Regions from separate parts of the Homo sapiens genome. Here region 1 is linked to region 2. Evidence: read pairs that join two places in POLR2A ChIA-PET (ENCODE). Cell type or tissue: A673. All regions are shown on one strand. Each heading gives the region's core, and the rest is flanking DNA. Links, peaks and the distances in the headings are about the cores only.

What was found. Peaks named below come from ENCODE experiments on the same cell type or tissue, not always from the same donor. Only the 100,000 strongest peaks of a DNase experiment are listed, where the experiment ranks them.
Region 1: POLR2A ChIA-PET joins it to region 2 with 7 read pairs; 3 of 35 experiments call an interaction of 5 or more read pairs at or near these places.

The regions. Positions count from the first base shown.
Region 1 is chr4:186,421,146-186,428,328 of GRCh38, forward strand. The region is part of intron 1 of F11-AS1 (F11 antisense RNA 1); the gene reads right to left. Among named protein-coding and RNA genes, the nearest start is that of F11-AS1, 76 kb to the right of the region's middle. RefSeq lists an enhancer at 6,689-7,183. In A673, for the core only: no CTCF peak of the experiment used is centred there; no DNase peak of the experiment used is centred there.
Region 2 is chr4:186,495,966-186,503,148 of GRCh38, forward strand. F11-AS1 (F11 antisense RNA 1) reads right to left here and starts at 5,093. Exons shown (of 4, transcript NR_033900.1): 1 at 4,880-5,093. It also overlaps the pseudogene RNU6-1055P. In A673, for the core only: a CTCF peak has its summit at 4,962; a DNase peak (open chromatin) is centred at 5,086; H3K4me3 peaks cover 1,071 bases; H3K27ac peaks cover 1,428 bases.

The sequences.
Region 1 (7,183 bases), core at 1,508-6,507, 74 kb before region 2:
TAAACTAAGCATGGGGCAAATAAAACAACACATGACCTGATTTCATCTCCAAGTTTGCTCTTGTGTAGGAAAAGATAAGCATTTCTTTCAATGTTAAGTTGGGGTGGTATCTAATAAATCAGAATGAAAACTCAGGTTTCATAAAAGCAGTGATTTCTCTTCCAGAGAGGGCTCTGAATACATTGTTACTTACTTGAACATGCTGTCCTTCAAGGTAGGAGCTGAGGCAGGGCCTACACCTGTAATCCCAGCACTTTGGGAGGCCAAGGTGGGAGGATTGCTTGAGCCCAGGAGTTTGAGGCCAGCCTGGGCAACATAGTGAGACCCAGCCTCTACCAAAAAAAAAAAAAAAAAAGAAAAAGAAAAATTAGCCAGACATGGTGATGCTTGCCTGTAGTCCCAGCTACCGGAGAAGCTGAGGTGGGAGGATCACTGGAGTCCAGAAGGCAGAGATTGCAGTGAGCCGGGATCACGCCACTGCACTCTAGCCTGGGCAACAGAGCGAGACCCTGTCTCAAACAAATAAAACAAAGTAGAAGATGATATCCAAGCCATTTGTGATTTGTTCTGACCTTCCAATCTATGATTTAGGTATTGATTTAGAATGCATTTTATTCATCCTATAAAAATCTCTGCCAATTATTCTTTTTTTTTTTTTTTTTTTTTTGAGATGGAGTCTGGCTTTGTCATCCAGGCTGGAGGGCAGTGATGTGATCTTGGCTCACTGCAACCTCCGCCTCCTGGGTTCAAGTGATTCTCCTGCCTCAGCCTCCCGCGTAGCTAGCTGGGATTACAGGTGCCCACCACTACGCCTGGCTATTTTGTGTATTTTAGTAGAGACACAGTTTCGCCATGTTGGCTAGGCTGGTCTTGAACTCCTGACCTCAAGTGATCCTCCTGCCTTGGCCTCCCAAAGTGCTGGGATTACAGGTGTGAGCCACCACGCCCTCACAGAACAATGTATTCCTTAACTTTTTATATGCTTTTTTTAGATTGAAAAATTTCAAAATTATAAGCAAATTTAATGCTTGAAATTGGACATCAGCATTGAGCTGGAGAAAAATCAATGGTTCCTTCTGATGTGAAAGGAAGCAACAATATATAAATACAGGTCTATGTCTTCATTTCTCCTTGTAACAAAAATGGGGTATTCAGTGTTGAAAATTTCCTTAGGCAATTCCCCAAACAACTACTTAAAAATACCCAGAGTTGGCCACTTGTTCTGTGCCTACATCAGACTCCAAAAAAGGAACAAACACTTTCAGCAATGGTGATTGACCCTCCTATAAGTTTCTCTCATTTTAAAACATGGGAAAATCATCACTTCTCACTCAATAGAAGAGGTTAGGTTTAGGGCCGTGCTATGTTTATTTTATTGCTACTATGTAAGCCAACTTTGATTCTGGCCAGAACGATCAGCTTATGTTTATATCAGCTTTAACAAGATCCATAACTGTTTTCCCTCTTCACTAGCCTGGCTATATGTGGGATACAAACTTCTGTGCTTCTCACAAGGAAAAAAAAATCCAATTTCAAAGACTCAGGTCTAACCACTCAGGTGACTTTAAAATCAAATTATTCTATAGAATTTTACAGGGTGACAGCATATTTGTTGAATGATATGATATTGATGTGTACATGAATTTTTAGTTGGAGACTAAAATCTGTTTTAGAAATAGATCCAGTGCTTTTTAGAAAATACTTAAATTTTTCCCATTGATCATATAGTTCCCTAAAGTTTTAGCTTTTTAAAAAATCTAAATGGCATTATGCTTTTAAAGAAAGGAAAGTGGAACGTTTGATTATGAAATGTAGGGAATGCTAATGTTTTATAGTTTATGTCTTCAAGAATCAGTTTTTAAGTTTTTTTTTTGTTTTTGTTTTTTTTTTTAAGACACAGTCTCGTTCTGTCGCCCAGGCTGGAGTGCAGTGGCGCAATCTCGGCTCACTGCAAGCTCCGCCTCCCGGGTTCAAGCGATTCTCCTGCCTCAGCCTCCTGAGTAGCTGGGACTACAGGTGTCCACCACTACGTCCGGCTAATTTTTGTATTTTTAGTAGAGACAGGGTTTCACCATGTTGGCCAGGATGGTCTTGAACTCCTGATCTCGTGATCTGCCCACCTAGGCCTCCCAAAGTGTTGAGATTACAGGCGTGAGCCACCGTGCCTGCCCCAGTTTCTAACATTTTTTATAACCATCATACAATTGAAACAAGGTGCAACTGGACTCACGAGGTCATGGGTCAATTTCCTGTGAGTGTGGGCTTAGACCGTCCAGCTTGTTCTCCTGCCACCCACTCTTAGCATGGAAGGACGAAGCGGGTGACAATCAGCCAACATGTGCTCAAATAGCTAGATGTTCGATACTGAGTAGAAAAATCCTTACACATCAGCTGAGTTTTTCCATGTTTACCCATATATTTTGGCATAGAATGAACTAAATCTGTGATTTTTCAGCATGTTATGGTTGTAGAGTTCATGAACTATTATTCCATCTTGGGAATACTTTGAGAAGTAAAAGTAAATTTTATTATTGCAAAAGATGCAGTAATATTTAGTATTTTGTTTTAAAAGTCAAAACTTACTCAGCAAATGCACGGCATACAGATGGTGAAGAGGTGATTCAGTAAAGTTTTGGTTTCAAGAAATCCTGGCCCACCTAAGTAATCTCCAGCATAGCAAGGTTTATCTTAAAGATAAAAAAGGATCAAAAGGCCCTTGAGAATTAGGCAGCTACCCCCTCTGTCTCCCTCTCCCTCGTGCAAGATTATCTGCTCCCCACCTATGACTGCTCTCTCCCTTTCCTCAGAGTGGATTCTTCCCCACAGCCACTTGTACTGGCCTCACATGGTCACCTGTGCCCCACTTTATCATGGCTCACTGGCCCCTCTTATCATTTTCTCCCTCCCAGATTATTGACAGATGAATGGGATTTTCACAGTTTACCTTTTCAATGTGGCTCTGTATCCTTAGCAAACCTATGGATTCTCTGCCAGTGGCAGAATAGAGACAGTTGCAAACTCTTTTCTTCTCCCATCGAAAGATGAAGTCTGATTTCCCTCTCCTTAACACTGGCTTTGCCTTTGAGATTTGCTTGATGCATAGAATACAAGAGAAGTAACTCAGAAGAAGAACTTCCAAGGTTAGGTCAGAAGGAGCCTCGCAACTTCTATCTGGGTCTCTGGTAGAACCACACTCTTGCCCTTGGAACCATGAGCTGCCACTTTGCTAGAAAGACCTTGTGAAAAGGCTCTTGGACAACACAGATAGGAGAGGAGTCCAGCTGAGTCTTGCCTTCCTATGCCCCCGCCAAGGTGCCAGCTACAGGAGTGAAGCTATCTTGGACCCTTCAGACCAGATCAGCTATCAGCTGAATACCATCCACCATCCTGAGTCAATGCCACGTGCAACAGCATCACCCACAGGAGCACTACCCAAATCTCTGACCCACAGAATGATGAAATTTAATACAATGGTTGTTTTAAGCCACTAAGTTTTAGGGTAGTTTGCGATGCAGCAGCAGATGCAACGCCTCTGTTCACAGCGGCTAAGACTCAAAGGGACGCAAACCAAGCAACCTACGTCTACCCCAGCAAGGACAGTGGGTAGAAATTTCCTTACAGAAAAGACTGCATGTCATCAGGAATCATAACTGAAATCTCTCAGTTAATTCCTATCCTAAATTTCCCTCGAGGATATAACAAGGAGAAACAGTATTAAGTTACAGCTAGACTCTGGTGGGATTTAGATTAAAAATATAAAAGTACATCTAGATGCTAGATGAGACTAGTGACGTCACGAACCAGACTGAAACTTAATCACATTAAGAAGCAGGTAATCATATTCAAACGAGATTTGTACTTGGTAACTTAAGGATAATTACATCTCAAAGCCAAGGACTATCTTTGTCAATCTCATGTTTTCATGATCAGCTGAAGCAGAGAAATTAATACATTTTAATGATGAAACTTAGCCTACATGTATTTTGTAGATATTCACTTAGAAGTGAAAAATATGATGTAAAATCAGTTATGTGTAGATATTTTTGGAGAAAAAACCTTAAAACTTAGAAACCAGTTACATAGTCATTATTAACTTAAAACAGATCATACTGATATATTTCTCATATTTCATGCCCTTCCTTAAAGACAATGATTTTTTCTCAAACATCAAACATTTCAGCCTTTACATATTTCTCCAGAAACCACCACAAGCATCCATATAGTGTGTTTACTGTCAGGTTTATTCTGACTTGCCTTCACAACAGTTGACTCTCAGTTTAGCTTGTTGATTCACAGAAAAAAAAACCTGAATGCCACCAAGAAATTTCCAAGAATTGTTAAAAAAAATTAAATGTGAAAAGAAGAACCTCTGATCCTTACTCAATGTGTTCTCTATTTTTCCCTCGGACTAATTAAGAAAAGCATGTTAATTATAATGGATTCCAAATGTGCTAACCTCCAGTTAGTATTTTTTAAAGTATTGACTATTTTGGCCAGTCCAAGATTGCCTATTAGATTATAAGCTCCTCTGAGACCCAGAGGCCATGCCTTTGTTGTCATTGACCAGAAAGGGAGAAAGAGTAAATCTCTGTTCATTTTGGGGGGTGTGATAACTCCCATTTCAGGTGTGCTGAAGGTGGCAGTGATGGACATTTGCTGTTTTTACCATCTAGCATCTGTTTATTGCTTTTTTCTCTCTTTTTTTTTTTTTTTTTTTTGAGACACAGTCTCACTCTGTCACTCAGGCTGGAGTGCAGTGGCCTGATCTCGGCTCACTGCAAGCTCTGCTTCCTGGGTTCACGCCATTCTCCTGCCTCAGCCTCCTGAGAGGCTGGGACTATAGGCACCTGCCACCAAGCCTGGCTAATTTTTTTGTATTTTTTTAGTAGAGACGGGGTTTCACTGTGTTAGCCAGGACGGTCTCGACCTCCTGACCTCGTGATCTGCCTGCCTCGGCCCCACAAAGTGCTGGGATTATAGGCGTGAGCCACTGTGCCTAGCCTGCTTATTGCTTTTTTCAAACTAGCTTCTCCTTGAGGAGAACAGCCTTCCCTATTTCATCCATCTGATTTGGGTGGACAGAAGACCTACCTCCAACTGCAAGGATGAGACGTCACGGGCTTCAGTTGATCAACACAGCTCAGCACCTTTGCAGACAGATTTGCTTAGAAATGTCCAAATAGTCTATAGCCAAGGTGGTATGTTTTAGGGCTTCTGAATAAATAAGAGCTTTTATTCTCCGGCTTGCAGGAGCTCCTGAAAAGCAATCTCCTTCTTCTCCTGAGTGTGATGTTGAAGATCTGTAACTACAGTCACCAGTTTGCCGCCAGGTGGGAACACCAGTTGGGAACAACACGGGCCTGCGAGGGATGCCGCTGAAAGCAGGAAAGATTAGTGACACAGACAGAAGCTGGACGAAGTCTCACCTCAGGTGCACATCTGGGCTTCGCAATTTTATGAACCTGTAAGTTCTCTGATTCCAAAGGTGAGTTGTATTTTGGCTTATGTTTTGCAGCTGAAAGATTTCTAACTTCTTTTCCACCACAGAATCTTTGAATGATTTAGATATAAACTTCAAGCTCCATTTAGGTCAGTGATTTTTGTCTGTATTGTTCACTGATGAATCCCACTGCCTTGAGCACAGCCTGGCAATATTAGGTGCTCAGTGAATATCTGTTGATAAAACGCGCAAAGTTGGTTCAGCCTTTAAGAAGATGAATGTTGTTAATAACACATGCCTAATGAAAGAATCTGAGTACATATTCCTAGAATACACACATAAAATTTAAAACACCTAAAAATGCTTAAATACATTTAAAAAAACAAAAAACAAAACTATAACGATTGGTGAGATTCAGCCAGTAGTGTGTTGGAGCTGGCTTGTCCTGGCTTTGGAGACTGAGCTGTATACATCTCCTCCTGATTCCGCATCCAGTGTCTTCATGTTGGCAGCCTGAAATTGACCAGAGGGGGCATTTATACCATGGTAATCGGCAAACACTGCAAATGAGGGGTTTATTTCCTCTCCTCTGCCCTACCCTCCCAGAGAGCCAGTTCAGCATTATTTTTCCTAGAAAAACCTTTTAGTGAGGTGAACACTTTCTTTTAAAAAAATAAAATCTTCCCATTTCAGAGCTGGAAGGAAACTCTGAAGTTTTCGACTTCGGTATCCTAAGTTGACAGGCGAGGAATCTCTCCATGAGCTAAGTTACGGAGGTGACAGCACACCCCGGACCCTCAATTTGCAAGATCCAAATCACACAGCCACTCCGCAAGAAAAAGCGTGGGAAATAATCCAAACACATGCGTCTCTAGCGAGATGCCAGGCATTTGTTGGGGAAAATATGTCCCTCCAATTATATGATGTCAGGGATCACTCTAGATGGGGTTTGTGTGGGTCAAATGTGGTACCAGGACCCCTAGATCTGGCCAGGCCTATCCCAGGCTCACTGTCCTGCAGGGACTAAATACCCAGCCGCAGCCTAGTGTGCTATCTCTGTAGGTTGTGTGAAATGACTCAACATTTCCTGCTCTTTCTCAAAGGTAAACTCACACCAGCCCTTGCGCGGCAGGCCAATTCTCCCTGACGATCACACAGACAGGCCTGCATGACGGTCACACAGACAGGCCTCCTGACGATCACACAGACAGGCCTCCTGACGGTCACACAGACAGGCCTCCTGATGGTCACATAGACAGGCCTGCATGACGGTCACACAGACAGGCCTCCTGACGGTCACACAGACAGGCCTGCATGACGGTCACACAGACAGGCCTCCTGACGGTCACACAGACAGGCCTCCTGATGGTCACACAGACAGGCCTGCATGACGGTCACACAGACAGGCCTCCTGATGGTCGAACAGACAGGCCTCCTGACAGTCACACAGACAGGCCTGCATGACGGTCACACAGACAGGCCTGCATGACGGTCACACAGACAGGCCTCCTGACGGTCACACAGACAGGCCTCCTGACGATCACACAGACAGGCCTCCTGACGATCACACAGACAGGCCTCCTGACGGTCGCACAGACAGGCCTGCATGACGGTCACACAGACAGGCCTCCTGATGGTCGAACAGACAGGCCTCCTGACGGTCACACAGACAGGCCTCCTGACGGTCACACAGACAGGCCTCCTGATGGTCGAACAGACAGGCCTCCTGACGGTCACACAGAC
Region 2 (7,183 bases), core at 1,039-6,038:
TAGTATATATGTGAACACATTGCAGGAGGGAATAACATATACAAATTAGCGCTTAAAAACATTCAGGAAGGAACATACAAAGGAGCAAAGAATTATATATTCAACACATGTTTTGTGCTCTAGAAGAAATTAAACAGAACATGGAATCAAACAAAAATTAAAGATAAAATAGGTCAAAAGAGAAATTGGAGAGAAAATAAAGCAAAGGAAGGACAAAACACCATTAGAAACACCCAGGAACAGAATGATCAGCTGCCAGCAAGTCAGTGTCAGCAAGGGAAGATCTGAAATGCTAGCAAAGAGGAAGAAGAAAAAGATTAAAGACATTGAAAGGAAAAGATATGGAGGACAGACAAGATACAAAATAAAGCAAAACATAACATTGCTCTCAAATTTGAAACACGTGACAGGAAAGTGTTAATTTAGAGAGGTAAAATTCAACAGAAAATTAAAAGGCATGAAAATGGCTAATTAATATGTGGAAGGATTCTGTGTAAATTTAGAAAAATGAAAACAATGTATTCAGTTGGTGCAAAAGTAATTGTGGTTTTTGCCGTTAAAACCTCTTTGCAGATCACATCATCGAAAACTGAAAAGATTGATGTGTGGGCAAAGGTGTAAAACTAGAAACTTGAATATAATGTTGAATAAAACTATCATTTTCAATTCAAATACCACTTTACTTCAGCACATTTATCTTACATATACACTCGCAACTAGGAAAGGAATATGGACAAGCAAAGTCACTGTGTCATTTTTAGTCATTGTAAAAACCAGAAAAAATCTAAAGTTTTGTTTGTAAAGGATTGGTTTAAAATCATGGAATATCCATACAATGAAAAAGGTAGGTGTTCACTGGGAAATACAGTAGCTGTCTATGTTGATAGGGAAAGACCTTCAAGATTGCTCAAGTGACACAACGGATATCTAACAATACGTATGAATGCATACCCTCCTGTTAGGGAAACAGGAGCCTAGGAGAGTCAGGGTGACACCACTTTAAAATCAACTCCATCTTAAACCTAATGAGGCACATTCCTTGCCAGTTACCACCTGTATTAGCCTCTTCTCATGCTGTTAATAAAGACATATTCTAGACTGGATAATTCATAAAAGAAAGAGGTTTAATTGACTCCCAGTTCCGCAGGGATGGGGAGGGCTCAGAAAATGTAGAATCATGGCAGAAGGGGAAGCAAACACGTCCTTCTGCACATGGTGGCAGCAAGGAGAAGTACAGCAAGGAGAAGTGTGAAGTGGGGGAAAACCCCTTATAAAGCCATCAGATCTCGTGAGAACTCACGCATTATCACAAGGATAGCATGGAGGTTACCGCCCCCACGATTCGATTACCTCCCACTGGGTCTCTCCCATGACACGTGGTGATTATGGGAACTACAGTTCAAGATGAGATTTGGGTGGGGGATACATGGGTGGGACACAGCCAAACCATGTCACCACCCATGGTCATAGAATGTTAATAGCTGAGAAAAACGCCTAATGCCTGCAAGGACAAACTCTTATGACAGCAAAATGTCCCAATGTCCCAATATCACATAGCAATATATGCTTTTAAAGATAATTATAGTCATGCTGTGGTGTGTTTGTGCACTAAAGTGCCAAGGACAGCTTTCTTTAAACCAACGAGGAATAAATTTTGTCACACCGTCAGCCCACTGGCGTGTAGACATAATGTAGCTTAGCTTTTACATAGATAAGACCCCTATATAAGAAAAACTTAAGACAAAGATGAGGGGTTCCTCCTCTTGCTTTCTGAGGATGCCCTACTTTGTATCTGGGTAGGTTTCAGTAAACTCTCTCTCCTCACTGCACTCTGCAACTCACCTTGAATTCTTTCCTGCACAAGATCCAAGAACTCTTACTTGGGGTCTGGATTGGAACACCTTTTCCTGGCAACACTCCTATTACACTTGAAATTTCAATCGTATGCCTGTATTTCTTCTGTTTCAAATGTTAAAAATTTATATGTTTTCCGTGAAAAAAGAGTTGGAATTTTTTTTAAGTTTTAGCTTTTTATGGAGAAAAATTATTAACTAGAAAATTAGACTATCAGAGAGACTTATAGTTTCACCTCGCTAAGATTTCATTCTCAAACATGGGCCATTACTTTTACTGGAAGTAAAAAATTATATAATTATATTGGAACTAGTGTTGAATAATTTTATTTTTGTTCACATAAAGCAACATGAATAAAATACACAATAACTATAACTTAAATCTGAAATAAGCACTAAAATTATGTGCACAGCATTCATTTTGCTATTCTGCTGCAAACAGAATATTTTCTTTTCATAGCACCTGCAGTGAAGGTCTCAAAGGAGTCTTGCATGGAAGGGCATTGAAGGGGACATGAAATTTTAACTAATACCACGAGCTCACATGCTTCAAACCCAAACTTGCTTATAACCAACCAATGTCACTTCTTAGAGAACAATATTACAGGTTTTTAGTATTGTGCTATTGTTTTTCCTTAAATTATGTTTTGTTATCTGAAATCCCAATTAATGGTTTTAGTTTTTTTTTAATTTTTGTAAGACAGGGTCTTGAACTCCTGGGCTCAAGTGATCCTCCCGCCTCAGCCTCCCAAAGTGCTGGGATTACCGGTGTGAGCCGCCGCACCTGGCTAATGTTTGCTCTGGACACCATAAGACTTGTTAGCATAATCGTAAGGAGACCCTGAAAATACATATTTTAGCTGCTCCCAGAGTCTCTCTGTGTTTCTACAGGACAGTGGGAAACTGATGTAAATAATTAAGAAGCAAATTAATTATTTGTCAGTTACGTACCCATCCTGACTTCCAGCATGGAGACTTAAATGAAAAGCAGAGGCAGCCAGGTGCCAATTACTTTTACAAGCTTCATTCTTAAGTTGAATTAGGAAAGACTAAGATGTAACCAGATGTATGTATTATCAAGTGATGAAAGTTATCTGCTTTTTAAAACACTTTTTGATTTAGTCCTCCTAATTTTCCTATGATTGCAACTCCCAAAAAGAATCATAACATAAAACCTACACCTAAGAAAATTCTGTTCTGATGCAGGGGAAATTCATCTACTTGCAAAAGCACACTGCAGGATTGCAATTCAGATGTCAAGTTAACCTGATGAGTGATTTGAACACACACACACACACACACACACACACACACACACACACTTGCTTTGTAAATTAAAAATCTGGAGCAAGCCACAGAACATGGTCCCTTTCAGAAGGGAGTGTCTTTGTTCTGCATAGCTCCTGTCCTGATGGTGTGGGCACCTCTGAGTGGTCTCTCCATTGTGCTGGACCTGGTTGCTGTAACTAACAATGGGTGGCTCTCCTGGTCTGAAATCTAAAGAGCATGTTAGTCACCTGCAAGCCTGCTCTTATTTAAAAGAGCTGGTTCACCTCCTTTTTTACATCGTCAAATTAGATCCCCTCAGAGAAATGCCAGAATGTTCAGTTGACACATTAACGCTGAATTAAAACTAGCTACAATTTCCAACTTGCAGATGGTGGTGAGACCAAAGGTAATAACAATGAATTTGTCATTCAGCCACAAGGGATTGATGCAGCCAATTAAGGCTACTCTCTGCCCATGAGATTCTGCTCAGGTTTTCTACTCCATCGTGACTAGGGGAGATCACCGGAAGGGATGATTTCTTCCACTTACATCACACAGAACTCCTGCAAAGGGGTTTTCACTCCACAAACACTTGTGATGGCTCTTATTATGTTCCAGACACTGCTTGAAGCCCTCTACAACTATTAACTCATCTAATCCTCCCAACAACGCTTAATGGTGAGTTCTATTACTCCGATCACTTAAGAGGAAACCTGGATGCTAAGTAACTTGTCCAAGGTCACACAGCTAGTGAATGGCACAGCTGGGATGTGAACACAAGCGCTGTGACTTCAGAATCCAGGCTCGCCCTGACTTTGCTACACCACTCCTGTGCCCGAGATAAAGCTGGGTTTCCAATCTCCGCATCGTTCACATTTAGGGCCAAGTAATTATTTGTTGTTGGAGGCTATTCTATACATTGTAGTGTCCCTGGCCTCTACCCACTGGGTCCCTGGAGTAACCCTCCCTCCCCTGAGCTGTGAAAACCAAAAATGTCTTCAGATACTGCCAAATATCTCTTTGGGGACAAAATCATCTCGTTGAGATATCATTCTCTATGTCTATCATAGAAATAGAATGACTAAAAAGAAGAAATAATAGAAAAATGTGGCATTACTAAAAACAATCGTAGTATGTCCGTCTCTGTACATTTTGAGATAGAATTATTAGGAAATATCTCAAAACAGTCCTCTCTTTTTTTGAGACGGAGTCTCTCTCTGCTGCCCAGACTGGAGTGCAATGGCACCATCTCGCCTCACCGCAACCTCCCCCTCCTGGGTTCAAGCGATTCTCGTGCCTCAGCCTCCCGAGTCGCTGGTATTACAGGCACCCACCACCACGCCCGGCTAATTTTTTGTATTTTTTAGTAGAGATGGGGTTTCGCCAAGTTGGCCAGGCTGGTCTTGAACTCCTGACCTCAGGTGATCCACCTGCCTTGGCCTCCCAAAGTGCTGGGATTACAGGCGTGAGCCACTGCGCCCAGGCTCAAAATAGTCCTTCTTTTAGCTTTTATGTTATCTCTCCTTCCTAGCTTTTTTTTTTTTTTTTTTTTTTTTTTTTGGCTTAGGCAGCTAGGAAGCCCAGAGCTCTATCTTCACCTGAAGCCACGAGCATTTGAGGAATTATGTGCTCAATATTGTTAGATGCCGCATATGCACAGAAATAGAGGAAGTTACACGGGTTTCAGCCTCGTTGAAGAAAAGCATCGACAGGGAAATTAGAATCAGTCAAGCAGCCAGAACATATGTAAATGTTACCTTATGCGGCCTGTGGGAATGAAGCACAACAGGACACGTGGGCGCGGTAGTGAGCAGGGCCGGCTCTACTGAGGAGGTCGGTGAGCAGAGTCCGCAGCGGAAAAGGCGAAGGCGACGTGACGTCCAGCAAGCTCGCCATGTTGAGAAGGTAACACGGCGAAGCCCCGCCCAGCTGGGATGGAAGGCGCCGTTGGAAGGAACGTGAGGCACAGTTGGAAGCAGGCAACGGTGGGCGTTGCAGGCTCGTGAACAAGAACAGGAAGCGTGCTCGCTTCGGCAGCGCATGGACTAACATTGGAACGGTACAGGGAAGATCAGCAGGGCCCCTGTGCCAGGACGGCACGCGAATTCCTGAAGTGTTCCAAATAAATAAATGAGTAAGAACAGGAAGTGGTACTGGGCGTTTCAGGAATAATAACGAGCAGCGGGGAACCAGGGCTCTGCGGGGCTCATGGCGAGTTATGGAAGCTGTTACGAATCTGCCTTATGGTGAGGAAGACAGAGATCGAGGTGTTGGCAGTGAAATGGAAAGTAAGGGGTGATTAAGGGAAAATATTTGAAATTGAAGAATTGACAGGGATCCATGGTTTGTTAGACATTGAAAATAATAACAAATGTGGTAGGCTGCTTCTCAGTGAGCTCCCACTATCCCCTTTCTCCTGGGAGCCACACTGCAGTGGAAGCTCTTCCCCCAGTGTGGGCTAGACCTAGTGACTCATTTCTAATGAACAGAATATGGCAGAGTAAGGGGTCACTCTTACAAAAGAATGTGGCTTCCATCTTGGGTGTGAGTGGCCTCCGGGGAGACCCGCATAACAATGAAATGATGTCCCTGGACCAGCCAGAGAGGACCAGAGGACTGTCAGCAGTCCCATGAGCGAGCCTGGATGTGAATGCGTCCCCTGATCCCCGACGTTCAGCTGTGAGATGGCCGCAGCACTGGCCACAGCCTTGACTGCAGCCTTGTAGAGAACCTGGGCCAGAGGATGCTGCTAAGCCACGCCTGGACTCCTGAGCCACAGGGACTGTGAATGGATCAAAGTGTGCTGTTTGAAGCCACTAAATCCAGGGGGCATTAGTTACACAGCAATGGAGAAAAAGTACAACAAGCTTACAAGACAAAAAATAACTTTTATCTCAAACATAGGACACCAGTTTATTCAGTTTACATATTTGGAGATATGGTTTTTCTGAAAATTAACCAAAGGGGGAATGAATAAAGAAAAAGAAACATCAAGGCAAGGAAAGGAAGAGAGCCCACATCTAATAGAGGAAATGTCGTTGCCCTTTTAGTACAGAAGACAGAGATCTCTCTTCCATGGGTAATGGCTCTCCTGTGTTAGCCATCTACTTGCTGTCCCCAGCATTATGCAGCGACATATAACTGGACTATGTTCAGAAAATTAAAATGACATATTCAAGGTAAATATCTAGGAACATTTCAGCCCTTAGGAAGTAGAAGAAATACCTCCTGTTACAATCTCCATATTTTCTAATAGATAATGCAACTCATTCTGCTACACATCAGCTAGTTAACTAGCAACACTTTTTCCAGTGCTGACCAGTGCAGGAGTTCTTTGAAAGAATTACTTGTTTCAAAGAGGTCGAAGTGCAGAGTACAATGGTGATTGCCAGGAGTTGGAGGCATGGGGCATGGGGAGAGGTTGGTCAAAGGGAGGATAGTCTCAGTCAGATAAGATGAGTGTGTTCTGAAGATCTATGTATGAGACGGTGCTGTCAATAATAATGTATTATTGTATACTTGAAATTGTTAAGAGACAAATGTTCTCACCACAAGAAAAACCAATAACTATGTAGGTGATGGATGTTAATTACTTTGACTGTGGTAACCGTTTCACAGTGCGTGCATATATCAAAACTTCCCATTGTGCGCTGTAAATATACACAATCTTTATATCTCGATAAAGCTAGGATGGGAGAAGGAAACACTTATAAATCACAGCACACTTGAAGGAAAGAGGAACAGACACCTATTTCAACATGTAAGATCACAACAGAAAGAAGAATGTGAGTTCCATGAAGGCAGGCATTTGCCTTGTTCTCGTCATAGTCCCAGGCCCTGGCGCGTGTTAGATGGTCCCTAGTGATGAGGTGAGTATAATTAATAATGGAGACTAATACCCAGGGTCCTTAACTATATGCACAAAGCAAACACACTTTATCCTCTATGTAATTCTATATTAATTAGCACTCTTAGTTTATAAGCTTACTAACCATGTCTTGATGAGTGATTCTGTTATCCAAACTTTCAAGCCCATTGCCAGAAACCAAAGCTATTGGTCA